Linked DNA regions of Mus musculus: region 1 is linked to region 2. Evidence: chromatin loops called from intact Hi-C (ENCODE). Cell type or tissue: left cerebral cortex. All regions are shown on one strand. Each heading gives the region's core, and the rest is flanking DNA. Links, peaks and the distances in the headings are about the cores only. Region 1 overlaps Zhx2 (zinc fingers and homeoboxes 2). Region 2 overlaps Zhx2 (zinc fingers and homeoboxes 2).

The links. Peaks named below come from ENCODE experiments on the same cell type or tissue, not always from the same donor. Only the 100,000 strongest peaks of a DNase experiment are listed, where the experiment ranks them.
Region 1: a loop joins it to region 2, with 1.9 times the contacts of the local background. A loop is called at or near these places in 2 of 42 quality-filtered maps.

What each region holds. Positions count from the first base shown.
Region 1 is chr15:57,838,262-57,847,094 of GRCm38, forward strand. Zhx2 (zinc fingers and homeoboxes 2) reads left to right here. Exons shown (of 4, transcript NM_199449.2): 4 at 330-1,571. Among named protein-coding and RNA genes, the nearest start is that of Derl1, 50 kb to the right of the region's middle. In left cerebral cortex, for the core only: no CTCF peak of the experiment used is centred there; DNase peaks (open chromatin) are centred at 3,827 and 3,990; H3K27ac peaks cover 412 bases.
Region 2 is chr15:57,761,285-57,770,117 of GRCm38, forward strand. Zhx2 (zinc fingers and homeoboxes 2) reads left to right here. Exons shown (of 4, transcript NM_199449.2): 2 at 1,362-1,435. Among named protein-coding and RNA genes, the nearest start is that of Zhx2, 71 kb to the left of the region's middle. In left cerebral cortex, for the core only: a CTCF peak has its summit at 1,756; DNase peaks (open chromatin) are centred at 822, 1,110, 1,540, 5,027 and 3 more places; H3K27ac peaks cover 1,671 bases.

The sequences.
Region 1 (8,833 bases), core at 444-8,443, 77 kb after region 2:
AGAACGGGAAGCAGCCAGGGATAGCATATACCCCAAAACCCTCCCCAGGTGTCCTGCTTCTTCCCCTTGGGCCTTACCTCCCAATGTATTCATAGCTGCCCAAAATAACCCAGCAGCTTGGGATCATGTGTTTAAACACAGATAGGCCACAGGGGGCATTTGAGGTTCAAACCTAGCCCCAGCTTGAAGGGCTTCTGTCCCTCCTTCAAACCCCATGAAAGGCTTTGGAAGGTGTTCCCACCCTGCAGGAGGCCTGCGAAGAAGCCTTCCACCCCTAGAAGATGGCAGTCCTCTTTCTGACATCTCTTTGCTTTGTGTCATCCCTCTAGGGCATCGGGTCTGAACCTCCGCACTGACGAGGGAGGTGCTCTGTCTTTGAAGAGAGAAGAAAGCCCCGCCCCAGTGGCTGTGGGCCACCTCACCAGCGACTCTGAGCAGGCGTGCTTCAGTGGTGCCTGGAGGCCACAGGAACTCCGGAGCTCTCAATGTCCCTCCCAGAGGCTGGGTGGGAGTTGTTCATAGTGCCAAAGTCCTACTACTGCGTTTTCAATGGGTCCCTGTGCGTAGCCTTTGCCTTCGCCCCAGCCCCGCCTCTTGCTATACTGGAACTGATTTATACAATGTGGGAATTTTGTTACCTTTTTAATCGAGGGCAACTTCCTTTTTCCAGCACTTCTGTGGTAAGGCGTTTGCATTTTGTTTTGTTTTGTTTTGTTTCACCCCCAGGAAGGAGGGCTAACCACATTGCTTTTCTTTTCTCTTTCTTCCTTTCACTTTAGTAACGAGGGGGAGGGAGCATTAGCATAAGTACCACTGTATCTACTGGATTTTAGGTAGGACGGATTTCTTCTTTAAGGTAGTTTGACATGGGAGATGCCTTGGTGGGAAGGGCTGACGTCTGGCGCAAAGTGGGATGAGCTCACAAAGAGCCTTCCCCATCAAACCCTTCCCAGTTCCCCAGCTGCCTTTTGGGGACCCTGCCTCAGCTGGCTTCTCAACTGCCTTGGATAATTGGGGAACAGGTGGTTGCCCTCTTTACAAATCGTTTTGAAATACCAGCAGAAAGGGCTCCCACAACACTTGATGTCACCATCACTCTTGGGAAATTAAGAGAGTGGTCTTCCCGGCCTAGGTGTAGTACCGAGGTAAACATCCCTGCTTTTCTTTTCTCTTCTCACCACCTTTTCTTGGTGTGGCTTTTGGCAAGATTTCAGCTCAAAGCCTCACTAATGGATTGATTTGTTGTTGTTGTTGTTCCTGTGTCTGTGTGTGTGTGCGCGCGTGCGTGCGTGTGTTGGGCCAATTTTAGATACCTGAGTGCACTTTTTTTTTTTTTTTAGTTAGTCCTAGCTTTTAAAGAAAGAAAGCCAAGAGATCTAGTTGGTGTAAATGTGGAGACAGGGATTCTGTTCGCTGTCCTTGTCCCCTCCCCCACCCCGCAGACCCCCGACCCCACTGGAGTACACTGCACAAATTAAATGCTAGGGAGTTTGAATAAAAGCAGTTTTTCTAACTTGTTGCTCATCTGTTGTAACTCAATAAAGCAAAGACTAAACGTTTTTCTAACCTTCCCTCTGCTCCCTGTTCTTTATTGTCGCCTGGCTCCTAAGGCCTCAGCCTGTAGTCCTGACGTGGCCGCCTCTCACTGCCAATTCATTATGGCCATATATTTTTAAGGTTTTTTTTTTAAGTGTATGAGTGTGTATGCACACGCACATGCGCAAACTCACAGACATGCATAAACTGGTTTTTTATTATTATTATCCCTTTTGTTCATATTCCCGTGACCAAAATTCAAAGTCATGGTAACACCTGGCTATAAGAAAAGCTGGCCAAGTAGCCAAGAGTGAGAAGGAGAAGCCCTATCCTAAGAAGAAAGGGGAGTGGATACCATGGTCAGACAATCAACCACAAGGAGATTCAGACCTCAGGTCCATCTCCCTTCCTAGTTAGATGAGCTACCACCAGCTACTTTGCATTGCATCTGGTTTAGTCTGAGAATCATGACCAATGTCATCCTGAACTTAGAACAGAGTCCAAGACTCTCCAATGTCAAAGTCGACTCTTACCCATGATGTCGAATGTCTCTAGTGTCTAGATCAGTCTCTGTCACATACACCCTTGTGGTTGCTATCTTTACTGAGGCTTCTCGCCACAAGACAGCCATGCCTGTGGCTTGGTAAATGGAGTGGAGATAAATAATTCTGGAGTTGACCTCAGGGAACAGTGCCTGCTTCGTTGCACAGGGGCAACCACTTACATAGTGGAAGCCTATGTACTTTGATTGGTTAGCAAAGAACCTTAGATTGGACAATGAGCGTGCACACCACCAGAGCCTCTAAGTGGAGGAATCACATAAAAACACGTAGAGCGCAGACTCATCCAAAGGCAATTACTGGCTAGTCACCCTACTTCAGAATCCAGTGTTCTGACTTTAGGACCTCGGTGTGCCATACTTATTTAGAAGCACGGTGTGCCATGTAGCCTGGCTGCCTGCAGATCACGCCTGCAGAATGTCTCCTACATGTGGTGCCAAGTCACGAGCGGTGAGGCCAACGGCTTAGGGGTCTGGTTAGAGAGAAGGCTCTTGAGAAAGGAAACCAAAAGGTGCATTAAGAGTCAGACCTAAGCAGGGTTCCTGAGTGTCCGCCCAGCCAGAGAAGAGGACAGGCAGCCTAAAACGGAGGCTATAGGCTCATGTCCAGACACAAGGAAGGGAATAGGTGAGCTTCCACCTTCTACCACACCTTCTACCACGAGTGAAGCTAGCCTCTGCACATCTTGCTTCCTCCTGAGTTCCAGGAGTGTAAAGAAATGAAGGTGAGGTGGTTAAGGGATTGAAGCCAATCCCACCCCCACCCCCACCCCCACCCCCACCCCCACCCCACCCCCACCTCCCGTTACTGTCTGAGTTGCCTTTCTATTGCTGTGATGAAACACCATGACTAAAGCACCTTATAACAGAATTCAAGAGAGGGGTGAGGGAGGGAGAAAACAAGAACTGGGAGGAGGAGGGAGAGAGAGGGAGGGAGGGAGGGGGCAGGGAGGCAGGGAGACAGAGAAAGAGAGAGGGAGGGAGGGAGGGAGGGAGGGAGGGAGGGAGGGAGGGAGGGAGAGGGAGAGGCTGGCATAGCTGGCTAGTTCTGGTCCCTGCACTGCCTTTTCTCTGTGTCACCAGCACCTGGCCCCTCTTCACTCCCATGCTGTCTTGTCCTTCCCATTAATGAATGTCTCCAGCACATCTCCACAGGTGGCTGCACTTCCCTCCTGCTATTTACCACCCTTGCAGTTAGGCTTGCCTCTCAGAAGCCATTTAAAGGAATCCTTCAAGCAAGTCCGTGGGAGCCACCATCAAATGCCTAATGTCTGTAGCAACCTGGGGGAAAAGAGCCCTGATAATAAGTCAGGGATGAAAAGCACGGGGAAGATGGCTCTGTCCTTTTAACCACCAACAAAATGTATCAAGCTGAGCTTCTCCAGAATGGCGGGCCCGGGAGAGAGACTGTGTGGGACAGGCAAGGGTCCTGAGGAGGTGGGAAAGAGCAGCAGGCAGAGCCTGCCAGCAGCTGCTTCTATCTATTGTGGCTCCTTTGCACTCCTAGCACTTCTTTCCAGGGATTTTCTCTTCTGTGCTAGGTCTTCTGTTGAGGGTGGGGGCAGTCCGTCATGGGGATTCACTTCCCCCACCGGGAAACAGCCGTCACACTCTAGTGTGCCTACACAGATACAAGGCCACACACAAAACCCAGGCTGGACCAGTCAGGTTCTAGGAGAAAGTCTGCTTCTTCCAGGGTAGATGGTGAGTGTGGTAGTATTTGCCAGGAGCTTTGCCAGCTTCTGTGACTTTTTATAGGACACATGAATAAATTATCTACGCACCCTGAGCTAGGGCACCAACAACAGGACCAAATAAATGGTCCCTCCAATTTTAGCGTGATGAGCCAGTAAGTTTTACAGAGACTTCTTACAAGAGTGCCGGTAACTCGGGCATATATATCACCTAGCATCTATCACCTATCACCTAGCCTGGGTGATGACTCACAAGAGCTGAGTCATTGCAGCTCTCTGTGCAACTTGCTGAGGGCCTCTGCTTAATGGTATTCAACCTCAAGAGGAGCCTTACCTCCTGAGCCTTGTAAGTTTCCTGAGACTCATAAGCATTTTTCCTCACTCTTTCCCTTGTCCTCCCCCTCCTCCCTCCCTCTTTGCTCTAGGAGAGAACATATCAAGCCAGAGGAGACAGCCATACAACAAGCCTCCCAAAGTTAGAGGTCTTGCCAGGATAGGAAGCCAATGTATAAATGAAAAGTCTATGTGGCACAAAAAGTCAAGAAGGGAGTGGCATCCAGAAGGGATGCAGGTGATGCTAAATGGTGGCAGTGACATCATTTGAGTCCCTAAAGTCCAAAGTTCTTAACAACATCCATCTCCCTGTTCTTCCATTTACATTAATGTAACATATTTCCCCATTTGGCATGAGCTAAACAAAGTTGTGGGTTGGGTTTCGGTTGCTAAACCAGGTGACAAGAGAAAAAGCAAGGAGGATAAAATGCATGTAAAGAGACATACGGGGCTAGTGGGTGGCTACAGAGCTGGGTGGTGCAGCGCTACATTGTCCACATTCAAATGTGCTCCCCAGATCTCCAGCAGCAGCAACTGCACAGGGTGCCCAGGTCATCGGCATGGTCATTAAAGGTGAAGAGGCCACACTGAAGACATTGGATAGCTCCTCCCCACGTATGGGTGAGTGGTAAACCCAATCACGTACCACCCTGTCGTCAGCATGTAGACCAGTGGCCAGGAGAGAGAAGCAGAAGGGAGCAAAGGAGATCGGGTGTGGTCCAGCAGGCATGTGCACACTTCTCTATCTAGCACACTTGCGCTGCCACAGCCCCCTGGTAATGACAGCTCTCAGTGGCCTGACAATACAATCTGGAGCCAGGAGTGTTAGATCCCCATGTAAAACACCTCACAGTGCCTCCCCCTTATGAACCGTGGCTCTAGTAATGTGGGAGGGGTCAGTACACATGACTAAGCACTTGAGCACTTTCCAGAAGGCCTTAGAATCAGATATCCCACAGCGTGGAAGAGGACTCTGGTTCCTCTCAACTTTGAAGGAATTAAACTCTTATGGGGAGAATAAGGTTTCCCTCCATCATTCTAAAACCTTCTCCATAGCAAGCACCTCAAGGATTAGACTTTGTTTGGATCCTTGCAGGTGAGGTAGAGCTTACACTGCGTAACCTGGGGGCACTTATTCAAGCTACAATTACAATGGTGTAGGTAGGGTTTGGGAAAACAGCTAAGGATGGAGGAAACGAGCTTGTCTAGAAAAAGCAAAGGACCAGTAGTGGACAGAAGTACAGAGTAGGCTACCTGAAAGGAGATACAATGTAAGCCACATTGGCTACCTGAAAGGAGATACAATGTAAGCCACGGTGGCTACCTGAAAGGAGATACAATGTAAGCCACGGTGGCTACCTGAAAGGAGATACAATGTAAGCCAGGGTGGCTACCTGAAAGGAGGAACAATGTAAGCCATGGTGGCTACCTGAAAGGAGATACAATGTAAGCCACGGTGGCTACCTGAAAGGAGATACAATGTAAGCCACGGTGACCCAGCAGGGATAAAGGCAAGGGAATAACCATTCTCAGATCACCCTCTGTTCTGCTGCTGCCTCAAAACAGCCACTGCCAAGTCCAAGTCCCAGCACAAAAGCCTCTGTTGATCAGATCCTTCCGATGCTCCAGGAAACAGGTCAGTCCATGGAATGGACTCAAGGTGGCAAATACACACCAACCTTGCCATTCTGCCACATTCCACCTTTAACAACGAACAATGATTCATCAACTTGACCTTTACCTGTCAGCTTCATAATAATTAAGGTAGTGCTCCATCATGGTTCTGACTTCACAGTGTGAGATGAAACACATGTGGGCGCCACTGGTTGCCTGGCTAACAGCTAATTCCTCTTTCTTTGTTATTTTGTTTTGAATTTGTGTGTGTGTGTGTGTGTCTGTGTGTGTGTGTGTGTGTGTGTGTGTGTGTGTGTCTGTGTGTGTGTGTGTGTGTGTGTGTGTGTATGTGTAGGTGTGTAGGTGTGTGTTTGTGTTAGGGTTAGACATACTTGTTCATGGGCGTGCGCACATGTGCACGTGCACACGCACTCACGTGCTGCGCGCGCGCACACACACAGGTCAGTGATCGCCGTCACTTGTTCTTCTCTATCACTTTCTACTGTATGTTTTGAGACTGGAGCGTTCTATTTCAGCTGGACTGGCTGCCTAGCAGGCCCCCAGACCTTGCTTGTTTTTGCATTCCCACCCCACCCCTCTTCTTTGTAACCTCACAAACATACCTGTTTCTCAGTAGGTGAAGAACTTGACTTCCCATCCTCCCTTGCAGCTAAGGTGGCTACTAGGACACGAGCAGAAGAGCACTGTGTAGCGGTCATTCCCCTTCCTCTCCTCCTGCCCTGTACAAGCTAATGCCCATGAGATGGGGCAGATGCCTGCCTTCAAACTTCTTTATGTGTGAGAAATGTAAATCACTGTTTAACTAACCTTGCAATCAAATGCACTCACAGCCTGCACGAGACCTGACTACCGTCCCTGCAGGACCTAGAAATCTCTTCATTCCGATGTCTATCCATCCATCCCTGCACTAATGCCAAGGTGGGAGATGGAAACTCGGTCTGAGTTTGAAGGACTAGTCGGCTTCTGTTACGTGAATAGATTCAAAGGAAGACACAGGAGGCAGAGGTGAAAGGGATATTTAGAATTTTTAAGGAGTAAAAATCTAACAGGCAGCCAAGTGTAACCAAGGAAGAAGCCAACAAGTTTGAACAACCACTTTTGACAAGCAAGTTTCCCTACATCTTTGATGAGCAAGTCACCCTCGTCAAGCTAGACAACAGCACCGGGACCACAATGGCCCTGGGACAATTGCTCAGTGGGTGGCGTGTTTATATAGCAAGCAAAGCCCCAAGCTAGAACCCTAGCACCTCATGCAACTAGGTTGCACGTATGCCATCCTAAGACTTATCCCTGAGAGGCCAACAGAAGTTCACAGTCATTTGATGCTACATAGGAAATCTGAAGATAGCCTGGCTCCACAAGACCCTGTTTCCAAAGAAATCAGAAGTTATTGTTTCTTTAGAAAAGAACCTGAAAAACAAATGTGGTTTGGGATTTTCCACTCTAAGTGAAACAGCATATGGGAAATGGATGGAAAGGGGACATGGTATGTTTGCAGACTTTTGCCTTGGGATTGCTTCCCTTGGCTGAATTTATGCTACAAGCCCTAGAGCCCAGTAACTCAGTCCAAATCTGTTTCTTAGCTCCTTACACAGTCTGTGGCTGGGGCTGATAGATAAATGGTCCCTAGGCTGATACGTTTCCCTTTGAAATGCTCATACCTTCCATATTCCTTGCCTAAATTTCACCCATTCCTAAAAACCCAACCTAAACACCACTGGAACAAATAAAGGTATACATGGAAGGATGAAGAAACTGGATTTAAGGATGACACACATCCAAACTAGCTCTCGGGATGCCCTATTCTTTTGAAGTCATGGGCAATCACCAGCACCAACAATTAACTCTAATCATGTGAGCATTCATTGTCTTGCTTCTCCATCCCTTGTGAGGCTCCTGTAGGTTTTCATCTCCCCAATATTGCTGCTCCCCTTTATTAACACACCCACGCCCATTCAAAGCCTTCTGGAGCCCTGCTCTATCACATATAATGTTGGCATGGTACCTCACAGATCATGACCCTTCTGTCCATGGATGGTCATATGCTTCAGACCTAGCCAGTAACAGCACATCTCTCACCTCAATGAACAGTCCAAACTGGGTTAGTCATTGTTAGGGTTTATAGTCATTGAAGGAGGGACAGCTTCAGAGAACAGAGTGTGAAGAAACTAGGCAGTGAAGAGCACACACAAAAAGTATTTAAGATGTGTTGCCCTGGGCTAAACATGGAAGCCTGTCTAATGTGTCCTGGGAAGACAAGAAAAAATAAATCCCCTTTCAGTCCTGTTTTACTTGCTTAGCCTACGATGCCAGGATGGACCATGTGATTATTTTTCAACAGAGTTCCATGAACACGTTCCAGCAAATAAGAAATGAAGCTAAAAACTAACTGGAGCCTTACCCCTGGCTCCCCTGGCCCTAGCGCATGCCTTGTCACCCATTTTTTTACAGATCTATGTGTCTGCACATTTGCTTGTATTGCCTTCCACCTTGGAGGAACCCTTATGAGGCCTAGAAGAGATAGAAACATGACTAAGCATTGAAGAGAATGAGTTTGTCATAAGGGCTTGCTATGACAAAGCCCACCCACCTGCCCCAAGGAGTCAGAGGTTCCAGAATTCTGGCCCTGGATTTACCACTAATGGGGCTCATGAGCCTGAGAAAGTCGGTCATTCTTCCTCCTTTAGCCTCTGCCTCCTCTTTTGAAAACTAAGAGTTTAGACCTTTTAACTGCCAGTCCAAGTATGAGAATTGATGGTTCCAGGAGCCGGCGCTATCACCATGAAAAGGGGCCCCAGATTCCAAATTTCTACATCTACCCCAACCAAAGCTTTTGATGAAGTTTCATGGGACAGTAGAGAGCTGAGTGTACTTCTGGACAAGCTCCCCTGGAGGGCTCTGGAGAAGCATGTGACTGTAGTACCAGGAAGTGTTGGTAAACCCCCAAAGACAAACCAGGAGCTGATCTCATGCAATCACACAAGGGTCTTTATTCACAGCCTCGAATAAAGGCTTGGGCTTAACTCACCAAGGACCCACAGGATGGTTCTTTATAGTGGAGAAAAAACCCCAAACA
Region 2 (8,833 bases), core at 206-8,205:
CGTCTCTGGCCTGAGCTCATCACTCCCCACTGCAGCAGACTGCTCTTCCCAAGCCACTCTTACTAAGCATGGCCTGCCTGGCCCTTCCTTTTACTCCGCCCACAGATAGTGTGGTAGAAAGGAATGCAGTTTCCAGAAGCCAATGGAAATGGCTTGAATCCACTCTCCCCGTCACCAGCTCTTTAGCGGAGGCAGCTAACTGTGGCTTCCCTAGCTCATTTCCTCACCCGGCAATGGTCAGAGACTTCCTCCCATGGCTGAGAGAATAATAAAGCCTGTCGTACAGCCCGCACGTCGCCTATGGCTCTTGTTAAAATGCAACCTCCGAATCCACAGCCCGGAGCCTGCCTTCCCAGCTAGGCTCTCTCTCTTGAGGTGTGAGTTTGTGAGTTTGCACTTTGCTATTCAAAGGAACACGTCTGCACAGCAAGAATCCTGCTCAGGTGTGTCAAGAGCAAGTGTGGGGAGCGTGGTAAAGACTCAATAAACACTAACTCCAGCCCTGATGATTCTCTTTACGGGGTCAAAAGGTTTCCCCCGTGAGAACACAGAAAGTTCACTTGGGAGTTCATAAGGAAACAAGAAGAAAAAAAAAAGACAGGGTTTGAGGATCATGGCCATGGGGAGCAAGGGAAGGGAGTCCCACAAGCCGTAAGCAGCCCCATGTGTCCTTACAAGGTACCCCCACTGACTGCCTGCAGAGCTCTAGGGCCTAGACCTCAGCTCACCATGCTATGGCACAGAAGCAGAGGCCCCGCGTTCGCGCACACACACACACACACACACACACACACACACACACGCCCTGTTCTGCCAGCTACAGCTCTCCAGAGGAATTTTCAAAGCACACAGGGTGTGTTTGGCAGGAGTCTCTCCACAGGCCTTGGGGCCTTTTGCTTTAAGGACTGCATTATCTTTTCTGCTTGAAGCCTGGACACTGAGCGTCCCCCTTTGCTGGTACCCTAAAGAAACCCTGCACAACCTGCTGCTGGTGAGAGGCAAGGATGCTCTGAGGAGACACTGAGTGAGGTTAGACAAGCCCAAACCCCTTTCCACACCCAAGCCATCTGCCTTTGCTTTCACACGCCTAAAAATTCTTTTTTGCTACAAACTGCTGACTCATCCAGAGTTGGGGTCCCCTCCCCCCACTTTTTTTGTTCCTCTTCTTTCTCTGGCTCAGAATTGCCACAAAGCCTGGAGATTGTGAAGTTGCTTTGATGAGTGCCTGGGTCCTTACAGGGGTTTATTTTCCCCTTCCCACCTCCATCCTAGTTTCCCAAGGGCTTGGTCCTGCTTGGATACAGAGCTGGATACCTGGTTTGTTCTGCCCTGCTTCTCACACAGTCTCTTCTTCTTTGCAGGTCTCCATGCACTGGCTGCTCTGGGAATCTGGCTGCAAGATCCCCAGGATGTAAGGAACTCACAGCAGACACTGGTAAGTGGTACAGCAGTGGGCTGTGCTTGCACCTGGCCCAGGTTGATGTCGGGGAAAGGATAGGAGCTGCATGGGAAAGCCAACCTGGCAACTCTGTTTCCATCCACCCAGCACCTGGACACAGCACAGAGCCAAGCTTCCAGGTGTAAACCTCCCAGAATGGCTTCCTGCCAGGGCTTCCCTAGACGCCATGAGCCTGCAGGTGGCTGGCTCTCCCCTCTCTGCACAGATGACAGCAACTCAGACTTCCAGGCCAGGGACATATTTTTAGAGTTATGTTCAAAATGAGGGGAAAAAGTCTTAGAACACAGTGTGTAGTGCCTGGCTTAGCCAGTAGGCAAAGCCACCCTAAAGTACTAGCCCTGATAAGAGCTGGGGGGCAGAGGGGGGTGGGGGCGGGGATTGTTGATGACTTGGACTAAGCAAAACTCCCTGACAAGAGATATGCACAAATGCAGTGAAAAAGTTGGGTCACTAGGGAGTTCCCTGTCAGTGACAGAATTCAAGGAGAGGCTGGACAAATGTCATGAAAAATACTGAAGTGGGAAGCTTTGATAAAGCAGTGTTTTCCCCTCTTCTGTGATAATCTAGAACCTTTGAGGGGTGGGATGTATAGGAAGAGGATGGAGGCTGAGGAGAAGACCGGTGGCCACTGCAGAGTCTACTGAGTAAGGAAACCTTGCGTCTTTCCTGTGCCCCAGTGCCACCAGCTGATGCCGGACAGCTCACACGCACATCTGTAATCCTAAATACCTGGTGTACATGATAGATGAAGAGTATGCAAAGAGTATGATGGGAGGTTTTTCTGGGGAGTGGCTTAGCAGTGGCCCCTCCCACAGCAGGGCTACCCAAAGAACGTTCTGCTAGTCACACCATCAGAAGATTTGGTCTAATAGGCTGACTGCTCAGAGTGGAAGAAAAGGCCTAGGGAGCCTGTATAAAAAAGGGGGTGGGGATGGGGTGTCACCCTTCTGCCCAATTCACAGGAGGAATAAGGGAATACATGGGTAAGACCCAAGTAGGTGGATGCCAGAGAATATGAAATGGACTTTACCCAGAAGTTTGGAATCCTTGGCAGGGACAAGACTTATCCCACACATTCGGATGACCAAACCCCTACCTGCCAGACAGGAGAAGAGCTGGACTCCAGACCTAAATGAGGGCATTAGGCAGGAGTGAGTCCAAGATCAGACTTAGCACAAGTGACTGGTCTCTGTGTCCTCAGGGTAGTGATGCCACTGTTTGAGGACAGAAGGGGAGAGGAAAGAAAGGGAACGCAGAGGAAGTGGGCTGGATGGTGACTCTGCGACATGAACCATGACATCCTTAAAGCTGAGCTGTGAGGATAACTGTGTCCTTGCACGCACAGGCCCTGGCACATAATAGGTGCTGAGCCGATGGTGGTGAGATAAAGTGGGGAAGGGGAATGCAAGGAGAGAATATTTGTGCAGAAGGACAGGGGTCCTAGAGTACACCACCACGTTCAAGTCCTGGCTCTCCACTGGCTTTGTGGCCTTGGGCAAGTTGCTGGCCTCTCTGTGCTTCAGTCTCCTCATCTGAGAAATGGGGACAGGGTCATAAGGATTCCATGATTAGTATAAAACTGTGCCAGGACACAGCAAGGACTTCATCATGATCACCCCTTCATCCAGAGTGTCATGGGGGTCAGAGGTAAAGCTGGGGCTGTAGTCAGAGGCTCTGCTGTAGCTACATGGTGGAACCAGGATGAAGTTACTCGCTCTGAGGTCGTTCTCCAATCTGGAGATGCTGTGTATGGTCTACTGGGTGTGCATCTTTCCTGCTGTCTCTTTCCTGTTTCTGACCCTGCTCCGAAGTCAGTTACCAGCTGCTGGCCCCAGGGAACATGGTGTGGCTCAATGTCCAGTTCCTGCCTCCTCCCTCTTGCCATCTAAGAGTCTTGATTGGGTTCATTTTCTCTGCCAGTTAAAGAATTAAGAGGCAAGGAAAAAGATCTTGGGTGCATCAGATAGCAGCAGAGAAAAGACACAACAGACAGAAGTCAGCCAGTAAAGGCATTAATGGGGCAGGGGCATGAAGAGAAAAAGACTCTGCAGAGGGGGCACTCAGAAGCCTCATCCTTGAGGTATGGGGATATTCTAAATCTTTGAGGGGATCTCTCCCCCCCCCCCTCTCTCTCTCCTTTCTCTCTCTCCCTTCAACCCACTTTTTCAGGTAAAGGAAGGGAAGCATTATGTCTCCTTTCGCTTTGTCTCCATTTTTTCTGTATTTCTTCCTAAGGCGGTACAGCAGGGACCAGCCATGTCTCTGCTGTATATGTGGAATGTGAGCTAAAAATGTTTGCCTGTGTTTATAACTGCAAAACAAAAACCCCAAACTTGACTCTTCTATGGAAACTGTGTATTGCTCCATTTTCAGTTGCTATAACAAAAAAAAAAAAATCTGAGTCTGGATAATATATAAAGATAAGAGGCTTGTTTGGTGGATGTTAGAAGCATGTGTGGAAGAGACATATGACAAGACAGAAAGCCAGAGACAAGAGATTCAGGCTTGTTTTCATTATGTTGCCTTAGTCTCCCTAGCACTAATAAAGGCCCTGAGAGAACTACTTTAATCTCCTCCAGGGGTGGCACTCCCAATGACCTAATCACCTTCATTAAGCCACGCCTCTTAAAAGCCCTGCACAATCCTGGAACCCAGCCTTCTAGGTCATGACAATTTGATGGATCCCCTCGTACACCAGACAGTGGTGTACGACCACCATCTGGCCCCTTCCATGGAGAACATACAGACTTCAGAAAACACTTGGGCAGCGGACAGGACCCACTGGGCTCTTTCAAATGTGAGTGCACCTTGAAATAGTCCTTCAGTGGTATCATTGACAACCTCTGTAGCCAGAGCTGCGGTGCCCGTAGCAATAACAGGCCAGTGGAAAATTGGGTGGTTGGGATTTGAGGCTATTATTTGTCATCTCTCACCTGTCCTCAGACACAAAGCCAACACAGCTGTGGTCGGCTGACAAAGGTGGAAGGACAGGTTTGGGAGAGTGAGTCACTCCTCACAGTACAGGGAGCTAGCTAGGATTTGACCCAGGCAGCCTGCTTCTAAGCTTCTTTACTTTGCCTCTCTGTTGCTGCCACTTGTTCTCCCTGTGAGCAAAAGAAACAGTGCCCCCACCCCCTGATTTGCTGTCCTGGCTCTTTTCCCCCAACTTTCTGGCAAAACTCCTCCCCACGATAAAAGGGCAAATGAAAAGCAGAAGATCTGTCAGAAACAGCTCTAACACAAACAGCTAGAATTTGTTTTCCAGAATTCCTTCATTTGTCCATCCAGCCATCCATCCATCCACCCATCCAACAAGCACAACTCAGCTCCAGGACCTCATGACAGCCTTCATCTTTGGCACCAGCAGCTTGCAAAAGTTCCTGGATCCTCCAGAGTCATTGTCACCAGATAGCTCAAAGGAAGGCTCACTTCGTAGTGCAAAGCACTTGATTAATATGCTGCAATTTGGGCAGCGCTAGGCTGTTCTGGCACCCCCACCCAACTCTGTTGCCATGACGACATTATTTTAACAAACAGCTCTTTAATATTTAATGAAAATTATACTCTGACAGGCGGGCAGAACAACCGCACCACAGAGGGCTTAGAAGGGTCCATGAGGACAACTTTGCACAAAGCCATCCGTCCCCTGATCCCTGTAAGCTGTTTGTCACCAGAAAATGCAGGTGCTCTGGGGCCAGGAGTCACTGTGATGCCAGACATGGGTCATGCATAGCAATTGAAGCTTGTCACATTTTTAAATGCAGGATGTCACAACGGTTTCATGAGGACAGGGTAGCGTGATAGCATTATTAAATACTGCTTTCTACACCGAGCTGCCGAACCCACCCCCACCCCCCACCCCCCAGCTCATCTGGGGATGCTGAGAGCCTTGTCTGCTTCCTGGGCCTTGAGTCAGGCTGAATTGTAAGACAGCATGTGAAGAGAGAGCCCAGAGTGTGCATGCCAGGCCGAGAATCAGCCTGTGCCTCCTCGTCAAAGCGCCATCTGTCCAAGGCAGCTGATTCAGTAGCAGAAGGTGCAGAGATTAGGCGATCCAGACCCCTGCCTCAAAGGGGTGTGTCAAGACGGAAAAGACCATCACTACGCTCTGGCCTCCTCCATCATTGAGTTAGTCTGTACACCAGGCACTGTAGTAAGCTTTTGAAGGCAAAAGTCATTACCCTCTAGATCTGCAATGAGAAAAATGGATGGATAACTAAAGCGGAGAGAACAATACGGTGGTCTCTCAGTTTTCTCATCCATAAATTGGGAATATAGCACTATCTTCACAGATAGCTGCCATGGGGTTCAAAACACAATAAATACATGAGAAGACCTAGGGAAAAGTATTTAAAACAGTGAGACATGCCAAGTATGACATAGATGCTAGGTAGGACTTCTTTGTCCATAGTACCACGTTTATCATTATAGGAGCTAGCATGTACCAAATGCTTACTCTTCTGCATCTCTGAGGCTGATTTGGAGCTGTACGATCTCATTGAAATTTCACAGATAAGTCTGTGAGACTATATAATCCTCACCATCCTCACTTTGCAAGGGAGGACATCGAGGTGCCATGGAGTTCCAGGATCTCTAGATGAAGTCTTGAAAATCCCCTAGGTAAACGGCCACGGCTACCACAGAAGCCAGGAATGTCCACTGACAGCATGGGACTGAAGCAGGGAAGAGCCTCTGGTGCGGAGGAAGGAGCCTGCAGCAGCAGACATGAGCTGTATCCGAGGGAGGGAGCGTGGTCTGGCTCCACAGTTGAAGAAGTAGATTCTTGGCACCAGCAGAAAGCTTGTCTTAAACAAATATAACCTGTTTATTTAGACTGTATATAAGACTTTTATTAAAATAAATAGATTGGGAGAAGAAAGGGAAAACAGAAGGGAAGGTATAAGACTTACAGTTTTCTGTTCCTCCTACTAGGATTTCACTGAGTATCTGTATGGCGAGCATAGGTGCGCGAGTGCATGTGTGTGTGTGTGTGTGTGTGTGTGTGTGTGTGTGTGTGTGTGTGTGTTAAATAACAGCCCCTGCCTGTTGTATCCCAGAGCAAAGAAACAAGCAGAGAAAGGGAAGTTCAAATTGTGCACCAAAATACAGGCAAAGTCATTAAGGAATAGCATGCCCCAATTTTTAAAACCCCTTCTCTGGCTATTTTGGTTATTTATTACCATGGTAGTGCTTTGTATCAAACAACCCCATAAGCCTATGGAGGACAGTAGGACATATTTAGTCAGCTCCCAGGTCTGAAGGGTGAAATCAATGGCCTCTCATTCCATGAGATGGCTAACATATTTGATGTCAGTTTAGGGGGAACATGGACTGTGTGCTGCTTGACATGAGGTAACCTCAACTAGGATGACAAACGCCAAAGCTGGATAAGTCATTCACCCTGTAGAGGCTTACCATGGCATGACCTCATGGGAGCGACAGTAGAGTCTACAAAGAGAAAATAACAGGACATATAGAAGCCTTAGTTATCACTAATATCCACCCTCCCAAAGCCAGTCACAACGCAGAGCCACCGTGAGAGAGCTCCACTGAGCTGTGCCACAGAGCATGGGGGTGAGGAGGCATCATGACTGAGCTATCACCCAAGCATGGTCACTGGACTTTCAGAGGGAAGAGCCCAAGGTTCAGGACAGTATGTGGCTTCCAGAGGTCCCACTGTGGTAGGGCTGGAATGTGGACACAAGCTGACTGGCTGGTCCAAAACTGGCATATTTTCCAACTTCTGCTCAGTAGGAAGATGCTCAGAAGAGGAACTAGAATAGAGTTGCTGTTGTCTTTCTGAAGCTAGAGACCCAGTTGCCCCTAAAGGAGGACAGGGCTTGTGGAATCCGTGCCATAGAAACCACATCACAGCCCCGGGAGTACGCAAACCCATTGCTGCCTGCTGCCTGCTCTTCCGACTGTGGGAATTCAAGCTAGGAGGTCCTGTGTGCCTCCAAGAAGCAACCAAGACGGGACATTCCAGTGCACAATTTGAGCTCTATGAACCTGAGTGACTCCGGATGGTAGTTCATCTCCATTGTCAACTTGTAAAATCACCCAAGAGACATAACACAGGTCATGTCTGGAGCAATTCTACTAAAAGGGAAAGACCCACCCTGGGTGTGGACAGCACCATGCCTCCATGGGCTAGAGTCCCAGACTGAAGAAAAGGGAAAAGGCGAGTGGTTCACCTTCGTTCCTGCCCTTCTACTTGTAGTTGGAAAGCAGACCCAGCCAAGAGGGTATCACATTCGTGCTGCATGCCGCCCACCATGATGGACACTATCCCCTTGAACATCCACTCAAACTCTGAGCAAAACTCAACCCTTCCTTCTGTGTGTTGCTTCTTGCCAAGAATTGGGTCAGCACGAGTTAAGTCACTGACATACTCAGAGAGCTGCAGCATCCTCTCTCTTAGTCACAACACTTGATGTTGACACCCAGTGGCCAACTTGAGCTAGGTCTTCCGATGCAGGTGTGACATTGCTGACAGGACATTTCTGCCACATGGGCCTGGATAACAAGAATAAAAGGAGCCAGGCTGAAGTGATCAGCCTCCACTGTTGGCACAGCAGACCTGTCCATGAAGCCCTTTAAGCACGTTGACAATGTGGCCTTTTCTCTTACGGGGAAGAGCATGGCAGAAATGAATTTCTAAATTGTACGGAGAGGGAAACTGAGTAAGTTAGGTTCTGGTAACCTGTTCCTAGAGGAGGTAAAAGTGAAGACGGACACAAACTAATCAGAGTTGAGCATCCTTCTGTAGCAGTAACTATCCATGCCACCTGCGCAACTCAGTCACTTCTCTGTGCCCATTTGCCCCTCCACAGAGCAGGCTGGCATCTCAGAGCACTCAGTGAGTTAATGCATATCAAGCACTCACAGCATCACACGGGTAAACTCAGGAAACCGCACCCGCCTGGCATTGCTGCTGAACATTAAGACACAAATGGAAATGAAACACATTGACAAATACCATCCGTGGCATGGGGTAGAGCCATCCAAGGTGTGCCGTGTGACAAGAAGATGAGGAGTCCTTTGGGATGAGTCACCTGGCCAGGGTCAAATGAGAGGCAGTACAGAGACTAGAAACCAGCTCTCCCCAATCTGACTCTCCTGAGAAGGGGCTCTGTCCCCACATAAGTCACTCATCTCCCACTCTGATTCTCCCTGTTCAAAACATCTCTGTATTCATAGGTCCAACGGACACCCACACCTCCTTCCCACTTTAAGCTCCTAAATGCAATCATGCTACGTACTCAGACCTATATTAGCCATGCAAGAAGGATGCAGTGTGTATCCAAGAACAAACACTTCATTAAGCCCTAGATTTAATTAACTTAAATCATTTTCCATCCCAGCTCCCATGTC